Regions from separate parts of the Mus musculus genome. Here region 1 is linked to region 2. A link is a loop called in an ENCODE intact Hi-C map of the cell type or tissue named here. Cell type or tissue: left cerebral cortex. All regions are shown on one strand.

Region 1 (8,000 bases), 140 kb before region 2:
ACATGTGTAAACACACAGACACACAAGGGTACTATACACGTGAACATGCAAACACACACGTGTGCTAATGTGTAAATGCACAAACATATGTGTTCTACACACAAGAATGTACAAACACACACATGTACTACACAGGTGAACAGACAAACACATGAGTGTACTACACATGTGAACATACACACACATTCAAAGCACAAAAAGGGACCAGAAAACACAATAACAAGACAATTTTAGGGCGTGTCACGTTCCATGAAAGAAACAAGATCAAGCTCAGAGTGGGTGGAGAGAGAGGGCCTGAGTTAGAAGAAAGAGGACAGACAGAACCAGGTGTATAGCTGTGCTCAGTTTAGCCTGATGAGCTTTGGCTTGTGACTCTTAATAAGAATCTGTTCCCTTCTCCCGTTTGGAAAACAAAACAGCATAATAGAGACTTTGTGCGCGGGGAGCTAGCCAGGAGAGCGGCTTAGTTGTGGCTATTCTTGGGAGACCTGAAAATAAAATTTACATCAGTATACTGGGTGAGGTGGACTAAGGCCATCCCTCTGTAGGGGACCCTGGGCGTGGCTTAGCTGTCCTGTTGATGCACACAAGCATCCAGAGTAAGGATGGTGTCTCAACACAGATGCCACTCCTCGATTTTCCACAAGGAAGCTAGAAATGCTTCCTCTGCACCAGGCAGTGGTGGCACACGCCTTTAATCCCAGCACTTGGGAGGCAGAGGCAGGCGGATTTCTGAGTTCAAGGCCAGCCTGGTCTATTGAGTGAGTTCCAGAACATCCCGGGCTACACAGAGAAACCCTGTCTCGAAAAAACCAAACCAAACCTACAACAACAAAGAAATGTTTCCTTGACTTCTTCTACAGATAAAGCATGGTTGTCACACATGGTCACCGCACCACATGAGACTTCCACGGAAACTTCTGAGGTTAAGAAGGCTCTGTGTGTGTACAGGGTACCTGCTGGCAAGGGAAGTCTAGACTGCATTCTGACTGTGTGTAGATTCCTAAAAGCCAGAATTTCTGTCTCAGAGACTGTAAGCTCCTGCTAGTATCTATGTAGTTCTTGTCCCTGTTAAATAACCAGAGGGGACCTAGTGACGGAGGACGTGTAGCTCGTGTCGTCTAAATCTGAATGCCTGTGGGCGCCATGGAGCCCCCACCCACGTGTCTGCTGGGCATGAGCCTTTCCTGCCCACCTCAGTTCCGACAGACGGGTTGAACAGAAACAGTTATTTTTGCTCCAGAATATGAAAATTGGATAGTAAATCAATAGAGAGCCATCTGTGAGCATGTTCTCACAAATTCTAAATGTGACAAGCCGGAGGACAAGGTGTCCCTGGAAAATACGGTTATTGATGTTAGTAACTGGTAAAAGAGGGTGTTTCTGGGATGGGGAGGAGGGCTGCTCACGGACAGGAAACTGTGTCCCGGTTCCCCAAGCCATGTGAGAGGTAGGTCCAGAGTGTGGGACTGTGGAGAAGAAACATCAGGGCCACGTGAGCAGAAAGTACTGCCAGTCCCATGGATGCCTCTCAGATATCTGTAACTTCTCTGTCCAGAGATTTCCTGCAGCCGAGCAGCACACACGCTACTGGGTCCATCAGTAAGTTATAGTTCATGCAAGGTAAGTCTGAGTACCGTGCTCTGGTTGAGAGGTGTCTCAGGAGACAGCATCCCTTCCTGTCACTTGCTCCCTGTCACTAGGCTGGGCACAGCCCACGTCTGGAGCCCTCATGAGAAGTCTGGTCCTGAGCAGAGCTGACCGACGAGGCAGAAGGGGCCCAGGTCCAACATGTCAATGGAGGCACTGTTTTACCTGTAGAACGTCCATGTTTATATAACACCGAGGTACATTTTTAGGAGCTGGGGAGATGGCTCAGTCTATAAAGTGATCGCTGCACAGCCAGGAGGACCTGAGTTGGTTCTCAGATGTCCCCAAACACTGATGATGCAGGTGTGAGGTAGTGGGGCCTTTAGCTGGTGAGACCCTGTTGGAGGAAGGGGTGCTGGAGCCCTGGCTCTTTATTCTCCCGTTCACTTTCTGCTCTCTGGAAGGGGAGTTGCCTTCGCCCCATCACATGCTTCCCCCTGTGGTGCTCATGTGGTGTTGTACGCCTATAATCTCAGTGCTGGGAAGGCAGAGACAGGGGGATCCCCACAGCTTGCTGGCCCTCCAGCTTGGCTTATTTAGTGAGCTCCAGGCTAGTGAGAGACCCTGTCTCAAAGAGATGCATGGTATTTGTGAAGATAACACCCAAGGTGTAACACTCTGGCCTCCACACATCCATATGTACCTGCACAACATGTGCACACACACACACACACACACACACACACTCACACACATGCTCACATCCAAAAGAAACACTTTTATTTGTATTTTTATTTTTTGTTTCTTTTTATCTTCCTCCTCCTCCTCCTCCTCCTCCTCCTTCTCCTTTGGTTGGGTTTTTGTGTCAAAGGGCTGTTATGTAGTCCAGATGGTCTTAAACTCATCCTCCTGCCTCAGCCTTCAGAATACTAGCTGGTCACAGCTAGCCCAGAAACACCTTTTTGTCCTGCTTGTGGGACTGACATTTTGTCTTAGGAAATTCCCACCAGAGCACCATCTGGGTAGACAGAGTTCTGCTTAGTAACGAGCTGGAGACAGAGCAGGAGAGTGGAGACTGAGACCTGCACCATGTGGTCGCAATGAACAAAACCAGGAATCTGTCCCCTGGAGTTCGGGTGAAGGACAGTAGCTCCAGGGTCCCTCAGTAAGAATGGGCACTCATTTGCTGGCCAGGGTGGGCTGGCAGAGGGAGCTGGGCTCTGTGATAGAGATATGGAGAGGAGAGCAGGAAGGGGAGCCTCAATCCTCCCAAGTCAAAATGGAGGCTGGCAGCATGCTGGGTCAGGTTTCTGCTGGGAAGCCAGAGCAGATGAGGGTTTACCAACAGATAAGATGGCAAAGGGCTTCCCACAGTGCCCAGCAGGGCTTGAGAGAAATTTGCCTTATGAAAAGCGAACACACTCACCCTTACTGGGCCCCGTCAAGCATCAGCCCACCAAACAAAACAGACACACACACACACACACACACACACACACACACACACACACACACACATATGGGGCAGACAGCCAAAGGGTCAGAGAGAACTGCGGTTTCAGAGTCCCCCGCTCTGGCAGCCTGTAAGTGACTTGGACGGGATATTCAAGGAGCGTTTCCATCCACAGCTGGAGTTGATGATGAGAGTCTCTGCTGTGTGCAGCGGTGGACCGAGACTCGTGTAGACATGCATCTAGACACGGTTAAGTGCTACTGAGCACAACGCCTGCAGAACAGCAGGAGCGAATCAACACGGAGTCACTGCTTTATATTGTGATTGCCGGTTGAAAAATGAGATTCTCGGGGCTTTGCAAATTTCTGTTATGTCCTGGCAGGCTTCCTCTCACAATCCTAATGGCATGTGCAGCTCTGGCTAAGCCCCGCCCCCTCCAGTCCCTCTCCGTTTTCTCTGTGTGCAGGTGTGTGTATAGGTGTGCGTGCACATGAAGGTCAAAGGTCAACTTTAGGTGCTGTTCCTCAGGCTCACCAACCTTGAGACAGAATCTCTCACCTGCTTGAAGCTTGAAAATTAGGCTAGGCCAGTGGGCCTTGGGATCTTCCTACGGATGGCTAATTTTCCAACGGTCTGCCTCTGAACCAAGCTTTTCCCTGGTTCTGGGGATCCAACTCATCCCCCCACAGCAAGCTTCTCTCCCTTTCTAGATGAGCTATGCTGACCACCCAGCAACCTTTTCCTCCCCTACCATGACCACAGGCGACTTGGAAAGAGTGTGTTCAGTTTACAGATTGTCGTCCATCCCTAAGGGAAGTCAGGACAGGGACTCAAAGCTGGAACCTGGAGGCAGGAACTCAAGCAGGGGCCACGGAGGCATGCTGCTTACTGACTGGCTCAGCTTCTTTGCAAACAGCGCCCCTGTCCACCAATCCAAGTGTAGTACCGCCCACAGTGGGCGGAACCCTCTTCCACCAATCATCTACGGAGGAAAAAAAAAAGGTTCAAGGACTTGTCTACAGAATAATCTTACGGAGGCATTTTCTCAGTTAAGGTTCCCTCTTCCCAGATGACCCAAGTTTATATCAAGCTGACAAATAAATAAATAAATCAGCTCAAGCATTTTTTTTTGGTTTTTCGAGACAGGGTTTCTCTCTCTCTCTCTCTCTCTCTCTCTCTCTCTCTCTCTCGATCAAAGAAAGTTCTCAGCTCTAACTGTGCTGGAATTTCACCCCATCCGATTCTTGCTTTAAACTCAAACTCCTCTAATAGATTTTGACAGGGGCGTGCGGTATTTTCACCCTTGGAACTCTTTTTTATTAATAAGTTATCACTGCAACAAATGCGCATACGGTTGTATGAAGTTCATGGTCACTGTCGGGGAGAGAGAGACGTTGTCTTTAGTGGCTGAGATACTTGCATGGTTTCTGTGTAAAACACCCCTCACCATGTCCCTGTAAGCAACCATGATTAAATCTACTGACTCAATAAAAAAAAAAAAAAAAAAAAAAAAAAAAAAAAAGATATGGGGACTGGAGAAATGGCTCAGTGGTTAAGAACACTGACTGCTCTTCTGAAGGTTCTGAGTTCAAATCCCAGCAACCACATGGTGGCTCACAACCATCCATAATGAGGTCTGATACCCTCCTCTGGTGCGTCTGAAGACAGCTACAGTGTACTTACATATAATAATAAATAAATCTTTTTAAAAAGAACACCATAAAAAAACGATATGAAGGTGAAAGGGGACTGGAGAGATACTGGAAGGGAATCTGCAAGGCGCGGGGGGGGGGGGGGGCAACGGCAAGAGATGGGGGGCAGGGGACAAGGAACAGATCAACATAGATCCCAAAACTGACATCATAATGAAGCTTACAGTGTGTGATTAACATGTGTCAATAAAAAGTGTAAACACACACACAATAAAACCATAGAGATTGTGGTCCATTTGAAGGTGGGATTCTGAATTCAGCCCACAGTAGTGAATAATATCCAGTTGACCCATTGTAGGGCAGAGTGGCTGCTTTAAACAGGCCTACCCATTCCCAGGCATGAGTGTCTTTCCAGTGAGTTGGCTCTCAGATGTCCGCAGACGCTGATGATGCAGGTGCAAGGTAGTGGGGCCTTTAGCTGGTGAGACCCCATTGGAGAAAGGGATGTTGGAACCCTGGCTCTTTATTCCCCCGTTCACTTCCTGCTCTCTGGAAGGGGAGTCACTGTTCCCCCATCACCTGCTTCCCACTGCAGTGCTCTGTCTTGCCATAGACCTAATCAATGGAGTCAACTGACCATGGACCAAAATGCTGAGACCTGCACAGCTCTGGGACTGACCTGACAGGAGCAACAGGGAATGAAGAAATGACGGCCACAAGTAACAGACGCTGGGGTTGGCGGGCTGTATGCCCTGGTGAAGCCGCACTGGCAGTGGTCAGGAAGCTCAGTGGGTTTATCATACGCGGTGCTAATGAGGAGGTGGGTGAGTTCATCTCAGTGGGGCCATCGCTGTAGGGGAGCTGTCTAAGGCTGTGGTCACCTCGGATGAGGGATCTGCAGTAAGTATTTTCTCCACAGACTGTTTTTAGCTATTGGTCAGTTGCTCTGTAGAGATCTGTTCTCAGACCAGAAGGCCTACACATTCCCCTGACCCATGGGTCTGAGACACTAGCATTCTTGATGTGGTCTTGCCTAAGTCAGCATTCCTCCTTTAAGTTGCCTTGCTTAGGAATTTTGTCACAGCAGAACTAATACAATTGTCTGTCCTTACAAAGTGGCTCCAACATCAGCTCTGTCTCTCTCGCCTCCCTGCTTTCAATAGCTGACTGACAGTAGCCAAGTAGCCACCGTGATCCACGCTTGTATTAATGACTAGGTGAGAGCGGAAGAGCTTCATCTTCCAATGCCCTCCACCCATGAGGGTGTCCCCGCTCTCTGGTTCCAATGCCCTCCACCCATGAGGGCGTCCCTGGGGAAGAAGTAGCGGGGGTGGGGGTGGTGGGAGATGAACATGTGTCTGTGGCAGATTCTTCACACTGAGGGCTCCACTGTGAGGTCCTGCAGGTCACCACATCCCCTCCAGAAGCCACATCTCTGCAGAAGCCTCCTGACTCCAGATTCTGGAAGCTGCTTACTGTCCTTGCCCTTGCCCTGTCCAGGGCTCTGTGTCCTGTTCTTTCCTGTCATCTCCCTTCATCCTGCCCGTGGGTTTTAAACAGCATCTTTCTGAACTGCCCTCTAATGAGCCAGCAGCAGCACGCCATCTGTCCCCGCTGTAGTGCTGAGTGCTTAAGCTGCACTTTGCAGGAAGGGCGTCGGTGATGGGGACGTGGAAAAGAGGAAGCGTCAACGACATGTGTCAAAGAAAATGGATTCTCCCAAAGCTGCCAGTGGCTGTGAACTGGCGGCTGTCATGTGTCCCCATGGGCTGTTTCGTAGATGACTGATTTCACACCTGATGGCAGCCTCTCCCTCCCACACCCCAGAACTGCAGAAAGGATGCCAGGAGCCAAAAGGTCATTAGAGCAAGCCAATGAGTGCTGCCCCGTGCATGCTGGCAGCCGTGGTGCAGTCCCACTGCCGCATGGAAGAGGAAGACCCAGGCCCCCACTGACCTTAATGATGGCAGGGGCTCTGCTCTGCCCACTCCTGTCTCACACCCTCCCCCTGGGGAGGGCAGCCTGTCTGATTTCTTGACCTGTCAGACTCTGCCGCACTGATTTAGACATTCCAGACAACCCACCGAGGGTTCTTTATTGCAGCAGAGGGTAACCAGTCTGCAATAACATGTAAAAAGATAGGGGTCCCCAGGCAGCGACAGCAGCTGCAGTTTGGAGTGGAAATCCGGGCTAAAATGTGCATGGATCCACCTGCTGCCAATGGGGTTTTTCCTTGGGGGATAGTCAGATGCAAGATATCATTTCTCTCTCTCTCTCCCTCTCTCTCTCTCTGTCACACACACACACACACATGCATGCACACATACTCACACCTGCACACACACATACCCAATACCTGCACAATTTCAGCCCTGTGTTCAGGAAGTCTCTTGAATCCCAGCCCACCCTGCATTCAACTTTGGTGTCTCGAGCCAAGGCACAGCTGTGAGGTTTTGTACTTCTGTTCAGCAGGTACCTGAAATCTCTGCCTCCTACCGATGACTGCGGATCCCCTCACAGACTTGGGTATCACAGTTGGATATTTGCGGGAGTGACTTAGCACAAAGGCATTATCTCTGCACAGAGATTCACCCTGGAGACAGCTACTGCCCCTTTGTGCTGAGCTCAGGATGCACACACAGAGTGGACCGTGCCATCCCCCTGCAGTAGCCACACACAGAGCCCAGGCTGATCAATGTAGCCATGGCTGACTGGCTGACCTGTAAGCCTGAGTCTCTGTGCTTCCTCCCACAGCTGGCTCAGTCTGGCAAACCACTGAAATCTCAAGTTCTCTTCTGAAGAGCTCGGTAGCAATCCGTTTTCTTTGAAAATTCTCCTCAGCTCCAGAGCGCATTCATGCATGCATTAATTAATCAAGTCATTTAATTATTCCATTCCTATTTTTGAGCCTTTAGATGTTTGGCACTGTTCTAGGTGATGGGATCTGGAATCTAATAACAGCCTGGCTCAGTGTTGTGGTTTGAATTCAAAATGCCTCCCCTCACCTCCCCTCTACACACACACTCTACCCCAGTAGGCTCACGTAGGTCAACACTTGATCCTTGACTCAATTTGGGAAAGCTCTCATCTTTTCAGGGTGGAGACTTCCTGGAGGAAGCGGGTCACTGGGGTGGGTCTTGAGGCTTTATAGTGCAGCCTCATTTCATGTTCACACTGTTACCTGACTGTGTTGTGTACAGCCAGCCTCCCACTCCTTCCACCATGCCTTTCTGACCTGAAGCTTACGCCTTCTCAACCATGATAGAACAATCCCTTAGAACCATAAGCCAGAACAAAGCCGTGCA
Region 2 (8,000 bases):
CTAAGTCACCTTTCCTTAAAGAAACTCCCAAACGCCAAGGGACTGCACAACAGGCCGTATTGCAGGTTCTGGATCCTTCCAAGGTCAAGACGGTTTTTTAAAAACCATCTTCCAAGCATAGCTGGTGACCTTGACCATCTCCAGCTCCTTCGACTTTGTACTGGACAATGGGGGTCATGGGAATTAAAGCTAGAAAAGAGGAGCTTTAAAGACCATTTAAGGTGAAGCTTCTGAGACCCCCGGGGAGAAAGGGAGGCTGGCTGCAGGAAGAAAGTCTGCAGCAAACAGGCCTTCTCCGAGGTCTCCAAAGGAAGTTAAGAGGCTTTACATTTTGATAAAGCTTTTCCTACCGAATGCTTGCAAAGACACAGGTGTCCCTGTCTCTCAAAAAAATGGCCGCCGGGCAGTGGTGGCGCACACCTTTAACCCCAGCACTTGGGAGGCAGAGACAGGTAGATTTCTGAGTTAGGTCGAGGCCAGCCTGGTCTACAGAGTGAGTTCCAGGACAGTCAGGGCTACACAGAGAAACCCTGTCTCAAAAAAAAAAAAAAAAGGCATGTGAATTTGTACATGTTCACATGTTCATATGTGTTTGCATACCTGTAAGTGGATATGTCTTTGTACTATGATGAATAACATTATGTTTTAAGTTTCAATTACTGTACTTAAGAGATCTAGAAAACTAATGTCTCTAACCTGTGAGTTCTGCTTGCTGAAGGACAGATAGATTCCTGGCACGCTGAAGGGCTGTTCATGTATGAAAACAAGCCACGTGCTTTCACTTCTGTAAACGAGCTTGGTTGCCCCAACTGACAGGATACGCTGGAGCACAACAGGAGTGTCGTAGGCAGAGAATATATCAGGATGTATGCTTGCCTCTGGTTGGACGAAGGCAGGAAGTACGCAGCATTGTGAGTTTTGCCCTTATAAGCCCCTGACTAACGTAATCTGTGCCATATTCTGAGCACAGGTCTTGGGTATGGTCCTGGCTAGCATTTAATAAAGCCTGCACTGGTCTTTCCTCACCCAGTGAGATTAACAGTCCATGTCTGTGCGTGCACATCTGGGCACTTGCATGCATGTGGAGGCAAGAAGAAGCTGGGTGTCTTCCTCTCCTACTCTCTATCTTATTCGTAAGTCAAGGTCTCTCGCTGAATCTGAAGCTTGCCTATGTGACTAAGCTGGCTGATCAGCAAGCCCCAGAGACCCTCCTGTGCCTGCCTCCCCAGTGCTGGGGTGACAGGCACACACTACCACACTTGGTTTTTTACATGGGTTCCAGGGATCTGAACTCAGGTCCTCAGCCTTGTATAGACAGCGCTTTACTGATTGAGTCATCTCTGCAGCCCTGGAGGCCTGTGACTTTCCGCCCTGAGATTATCCAGCTTCCATGTACCTGCCAACAGAAGGCAGAAAAGCAACACGATGAATGCCCAGCCCAGCCCAGGGAATCAACCCTGGGCTTTTATCAGTGGGGGCTGATACTCTTTCATATAGCCCAGGCTGGCCTCTATCTCTCCGTGTATCTAAGGATGGTTTCAGGTAGCCCAGGATGGCCTCTATCTTGCCATGTATCCACCCACAGTACCCATTGTCTGTTGCTGCATGGAAATATTGTCTGTTCCAGCTCAAAACGTAGCGGTTTCAACCAAAAACCAGCTGGATCTGCTTCTTCCAATCAGGTCCCAGGTCAGACATGGCTGCACCACGTCTGCAATTTCCACCAGGAAGACCTGAGAGCCCGGAAGTCAGGGCACCATAGATTGGCTTGCCTGGGGACTTTCTTCGTATGTGTAAAGTCGGCCTGGAGAGCTCAGAAGTCAACCCCACTAAGACTGTGAGCAGAGATCTAAGAGACTCACCCCCACCCCACCCCACCCCCGTGTAGCTGGAGCTCTCTGCCAGCATGGACACTTCAGGGTGATTAGGCTCCTTCTGTAGTGGCTCAGAGTCCTAAGAACAAAACGTCTAACAAGATGAAAACTCCAAGACCTCTCCTCACTCAGTTTATGTTCTGGAAGCCCCAGAGTCATAGGGATGGGGAGTGGACACAGATTCCACGTCTAAGTTAGAGGCCTGTCAGACCTCAGTGACTCCCACAGAATCAGCAGCTCCAAGTGCATCCTGGGAATATCTCTGCTTCTTTATTCTCCTGTGCCCAGAATCACTCCCACATCGCTCTGACCACAGATCCTCAGTTTGGACTGTGCTTGGGGCAGACCCCACACCAAGACAAGGCACAGCCTCAGCTTCCAGCCCCCCAGGACACACAATGGGAACAGGTTCTACCTACCATGGAAGTTTGTAAGGGACACTCCCCCAGAGACATGCTCAGATGTCAGCACACACTGCTCTCTTCCACAGAACTGCTGGGGTCTTCCAGGTCCCATTTATCTCCCCCGGTAGCAGCTGCCTGCTTTTGCTTCTACAGCACAATCTTCCAGAGCTTTGGAATGGACTTTGCACTGCAGCTTGATGAAGAGAAAAGCAGCGGTGGATACGCAGGGTTCACAGAGGTGGCACCCGCCCTCCTTTGACTGCGCTTCGCAGGCTCTGAGACAACAGGCAGAATTTGGATGGATTCCCACTGCACGGCTCCTAAGTGGCTCCATTTAAATAAACACCCCCTGGGAATTCATATCCGCATTCCCTGCGGGTGATCCGCTCTTCTCCTCCTCACTTCAAACATATAAAATTGAGAATATGTCAGACCTCGCACGGGCTCTTTACAAAGTGTTCCCCATTAACCAGGGCCATTTCAGCCCCATGTTCCTGCCCTCCTCTAAAGGCAGCCCGTGGCATTTCCATAATAAAGAGCCGTTTATGGCTTGAAATCTTGACTGTTGAAAAATGAATTCCAAAATCCCCCTGGTTGATTTATGGCCCATATGCTTTCTTTGTTGCCGCGTTCGTCACCCCTGGTTAAAGATAGAACGTATTATCCGTCCGGGCTGGAGAGGTGGCTCAGCAGTTAAAAGGCTGGCTGCCCTTCCAGAGGACCCAGGTTCGATTCCCAGTACTCACAGGGCAGCCCATTTCCAGGGGATCTAATGCCCTCTTCAGCCACCAGACACGCGTGTGGTGCACAGATGCACATGCAGGCACTCATACACGCAATTATTTTAAAAAGAGAAAGTATTGTCACATCATAATTATACATGCTATATGTGTATGATTATGCATTTAGTTGTAGAATTATAATTTTAATCTTGCTGGTGGGTGATCTCTTAAAATCCTAATTTGAGAATCTTAACTGGCCAAAAAGCCTGTGAGCCAACCCAGAGAGATGCTGCCCACCCAACAGTGGAGGTCATGTCATGGGTCAGGGTGTTCCTGAAGGGTGAAAAAGTGGTTGCCATGGAGATCTCCATGAAAGTGCCCTGTCTCAGTCCAGGAGGAATACATTGGGCAGGGAGGGGTCCTGAGTCTGTTGACCCTTGAAGTTATCAAAGAAAGGACATGCTGCTCTTGCAAAGGACCTGAATTGGAGTTCCAGCATCCTCATTGAACAGTTCCAAACACCTTGGAACTCTCACTCCAGGGGTTCTAATACCCTCTTCTGGCCTCCGTGGGCATCAGCACTCACCACCACGCAGACATTAGCATAATTTAAAATAGTAAAAATAAATCTTTGCTGGGCAATGGTGGCACATGCCTTTAATCCCAGCACTTGGGAGGCAGAGGCAGGCAGATTTCTGAGTTCAAGGCCAGCCTGGTCTACAGAGTAAGTTCCAGGACAGCCAGGGCTACACAGAGAAACCCTGCCTTGAAGAAGAAGAAGAAAAAGAAGAAGAAGAAGAAGAAGAAGAAGAAGAAGAAGAAGAAGAAGAAGAAGAAGAAGAAGAAGAAGAAGAAGAAGAAGAAGAAGAAGGAGGGTTTCAGGGAGGGAGTCGGGGGTTCAGGACCCTCCTCACTTCTAGACACCTGTGCAGATACCCTCCCCCTTCTGCTCTTCCATGTGGGCTCAGTGGGTGGCCACCCTCATACCTTCGAGGTGACCATGAGACCCCCATATGGTCATGCTTCTTTCCAGAGCAGACCAGTTAGGTTCACAGCCACCACCGTGAGCCAGACCACTGTAGCCAGCAGTGTCCAGGAGGGCAGAGAGGAAGCCGGCTCACCGGTTTTTTGTCTCCATTTTCCTCTTTCTCCAAGAAGAATAAATAACTCCTTCGTCACTTCCATCCGTCATCTAAGGCAAAAAAAAAAAAAAAAAAAAAAAAAAAAAAACCAGACGATAACGATGTGAATATATTAATCAGACTCTCCCTGCAGATGAGTCTCTGCTTTAGTTAGAGATGGTAATTTGGCGCTGTGATTTTCAAAGTCAGTGAAATGCTAAATAGAAGCATGTCAGCTGGTATCAGATAGAGCCCCAAAATAACATCCCTCAGAACAGATCCTTTGATAAAATATCCCCAAAGAATATCAAGATATACATAATGGGTTTGGTTGTTTTTTTTTTATAACCGATTTGGCAGATTTCTCTCCCCTAGCTTCCAGCTTTCTAAGGATGATTTCATTCCAAAATGCTCTTTAAGTTTGCAAAATGTGCTTGCCACTCACCCTGCCCCCCCCAGCCCCCGCCACTCTGAATTGTCTTTTTCTGCATTTTGCCGTTCCTTTTAGATGGGAAATTGATGGCTTCTTTCATGCTGAGTCACTGGAACAGGAGTGGCCTGATTTCCAATTACACGTGAGGAAAATGCAGTCTAGGGAGGGTCTGCGAGCCCTATGGGGCATCCCTGACAAGGCTGAAAGAAGCCAAGTCCTTAGCCAGAGCCATCTCAGTGATAGAGGCCGGCAGGGGGTTTGTCCCTTCGAAGTTGGCATTGGGCTGGTAACTGTCTTTGTTCCGTCTACTGTTGTTCCTTGAGTCTGAGGACAAGATGTCCTAAGAAAATTTTGCCTGGCAGCTTGATTGAGGGCTCTAGGATTCAGAGCCAGGAGATGACAGATCTTGGTGTGAACTAAGATTTTGTTGAAAAAAAAAAAGAAAAATGCCAGGCGTGAGGGCTCATTTGTGATATTCCAGCACAGCATGTGGAGTGCTGGGTGAAAGACCCTGTCTCCACAACAAAACAAAAACAGACGGGAGGCTGGAAAGGCGGCTGAAGAGTGCCTGATGCTCACACTTTCAGGGGACCACAGTTTGGTTCCCAGTACCCGTGTCTTTCAGGTCTCCACTCCGCGTACCACTATCTCCAATGGATGCAACAGTCTCCTCTGGTCTAGGCAGGCATCCGTGTGCACATGCATACAACTACACACAACACTCACTGATAGTTAAAAATAAAAATAAAAATAAAGCAACAGCAGCAAAAAGGAGGGATGGAGATGTATCTTTATTGATAGAGCACTGGGCTGCCAAACACAGAGCCCCAGGCTTGATTCCTTAGGATCATAAAAGACCCAGTGTGGCGGCAGCCCAGGGCTGCGGCGTGCTTGTAATCCCAGAGTGAAGAAGGGGGATGCAGCAGGATCAGAAGTTCACGGCCATCCAACCACATAGCAAGTTCAAAGGAGTCTGGGAAATGTGAGATTCTGCCAAAGAAAAAGAAAGCTTTATTTTTACTAATAAGATTATGATTTTAAGAAAACACTTATTTTTAATCAAAACAACAAAAAAAGAGATGTTATGAGTTAGACTTCAGAGCCCTGACTCTTGAGTTCTCCTGATTATGACTGTATTTGGAGACAGGGTCACCTTCTTTTTCAAAGTTCAGTGACATTATTAGAGTGGACTCTGGTCCTGTATGGACAGCATCTTTCTAATAAAGTATTGGGGCACAGATGTAGGCTGAGAAAGGCCATGAGAGGTGAAAGGGGTCGGGGAACCTCACTCTCCCAGGAATTCTGGGAAATCCTTAAGACCTTTTAAAATACAGGATCAAACACAATTAATGCTGCTAAGCATGACAGGCAAGCACTTGCTAAGTTTATTTTTCTGAACCCTTTGGTATTTTTCTGTCACTGAATGATGCTATCAGGATTGGCCATCAGACAGGCTCCTCCTGTGGGCCTAGCCATCTTTGGTGAAGAACTGTCTAAAAAGAAAAGCATGACAGAGCCCAAGAACCATTGAAGACATGACTGTGGTCACAGGAGGCTTTGTTCCTGAAAGGACCGGAGTCTGCATGGGACACACCAAGACCAAGTCAACCTGGGGAAGAGAAAGTGACCAAATAAGGAAATGGGTAGCTTTAGGGATGCAACTTAGTGGTTTTTAGCAAGCAAACAAACTTGGCGCCATGTTGGCCCGTGCTGGGGCCTGCTAGAGCCCTTCAGTTCCCATTAGCCTGCACCAGCACAGGGAAAATTCACCCTCCACCAGGCGAGTTCAGGGGAACTTAGCAGAGTTAACGTGCAACTGTTTCAGGAGTGACTTCCCTGGTTGCTGTGTGTGTACCGAGTCTGTGTACAGTCGTCTTGGAAAGCAAGACCCTTCCTTCCCCCAGCGACTGAGTAAAAGCCTCGACAGAGAGGAGGGTTTGGCTCTAGTTATATTCCTGTCATGGGGGTAAAGCGCTCTGACCAAAAAGCAACATAGCAGACAAAGGGTTAATTTGGTTACAATCCCAGGGCATAGTCCTTCATCGGAGGGGAGCAAAGGCAGGGACATATAGGGCCACTTCCATGGTCAGGAGCAGAGCTTGCCTGTGCTCGGTCCTGAGCTAGCTCTATTCACTTTCATATAGTCAGGGCCAACCCAGGAAGTGGTACCATCCACACTCCTCCCACCCCAATTAACAATAAAGACAGTTCCCCACAGGCCAACCTGACGTGGGTAATTCCTCAGAAGTCTCTCCTCCTCTAGGGCTGGAGAGATGGCTGAGAGATGAAGAGTCCCTATAGTTCTTGCAAAGGACTCTGGTTCCATCCTCAGCAGCCACATGGTGGCTCGCCATCTGTGACTCCAGTTCCAGCAGATCTCATGCTCTCTTCTGACCTTGGTAGGCCCTACGCACACACGTTACACAAAACAAACAAACAACCCCAAAACCAAATCCATTCAGGTAAAACACTCACATCACATAACAAAATGCATAAACCTAACGTTAATTTTTTTTTATTTATGAAAATACTCTCTTCCCAAGTGATTCCAGGTTGTGTCAAGTTGAATGTCAAAACTGACCAGAATTCTAGAAGTTAAGCTGTAACTGGTGATACTCAAAATGACCACATTACGCGCACATACACACACACACACACACACACACACACACACACACACACACACACACACACGGTCAGCTTGTCTTTCAGGCTGGCCAGGAAATCCTCTTCTATGCAACCTTCCTGGGTTGCAACTTTAGGGCCACAACAAGGCTCTTGGGTGGTCTTTTGCCTACCCGTGATCATCATGGTAGACTGGGTTGTGCTGGTAACAAGAATGGGTTAGCAGTGGCAGCTACAACAGAAGAGGCAGCCATGGCAGTGATGAGGTCCAGCATCTACCGTGACAAGAAGGTAGTAGAGGGCTCCAAAGGCACCTGGGGGAGAGGTAGTGGAGATAACGGACAACAGTGGATGTTAGAGAAGAAACAAAACGGGGAAACAGCCGAAACGGTGGAAGACAAGATGGCTGCAGAAACGGTAGCTAGAAGAGTTCAGAGAACTGAGGGCTCCTAGCACCCAGGGACTGAAAGTTGTAACACTCACTAAGGTCCCCAGCACCCAGGGCTTGAGCACAACACTGGCCAGTAGTCACTGTCATGAGTCCTGGATCATCGGCCTCTGACATCTAGACCCAGAGTAGAAAGCCTGCAGCTGAGGTTCTGGCCTCTACAACTTGAACTCACAAGCTTTTAGTTCTCAGGATCCCAGCCATAACCTCCCCCCTACCCCCCACACACACACCGCCCATCTTAATCCAGTCATTGGGCCCTTGGTGCCCAGGAGTCTGGAAGCTGCTGTTTGCCTATATTGGAAATTTCAATCTGGGTATAGAAAAGAAACCCCAGCCAGATGGCTGCAAATAAAAACACGGGGCCCTCCAA

Evidence for each region. Peaks named below come from ENCODE experiments on the same cell type or tissue, not always from the same donor. Only the 100,000 strongest peaks of a DNase experiment are listed, where the experiment ranks them.
Region 1: it touches region 2 in a loop (2.4-fold over the local background); 2 of 42 quality-filtered maps call a loop at or near these places.

Annotation. Positions count from the first base shown.
Region 1 is chr2:166,411,017-166,419,016 of GRCm38, reverse strand. Gm30796 (a long non-coding RNA gene) reads right to left here. Exons shown (of 4, transcript XR_375242.3): 4 at 3,814-4,025. Among named protein-coding and RNA genes, the nearest start is that of Gm30796, 10 kb to the right of the region's middle. In left cerebral cortex, no CTCF peak of the experiment used is centred here; DNase peaks (open chromatin) are centred at 1,186, 2,603, 3,372 and 6,329; H3K27ac peaks cover 822 bases.
Region 2 is chr2:166,268,426-166,276,425 of GRCm38, reverse strand. It overlaps Gm11468 (predicted gene 11468), which reads right to left and starts at 2,518. Exons shown (of 3, transcript NR_033467.1): 1 at 2,294-2,518. In left cerebral cortex, no CTCF peak of the experiment used is centred here; DNase peaks (open chromatin) are centred at 2,548, 4,356 and 4,621; H3K27ac peaks cover 509 bases.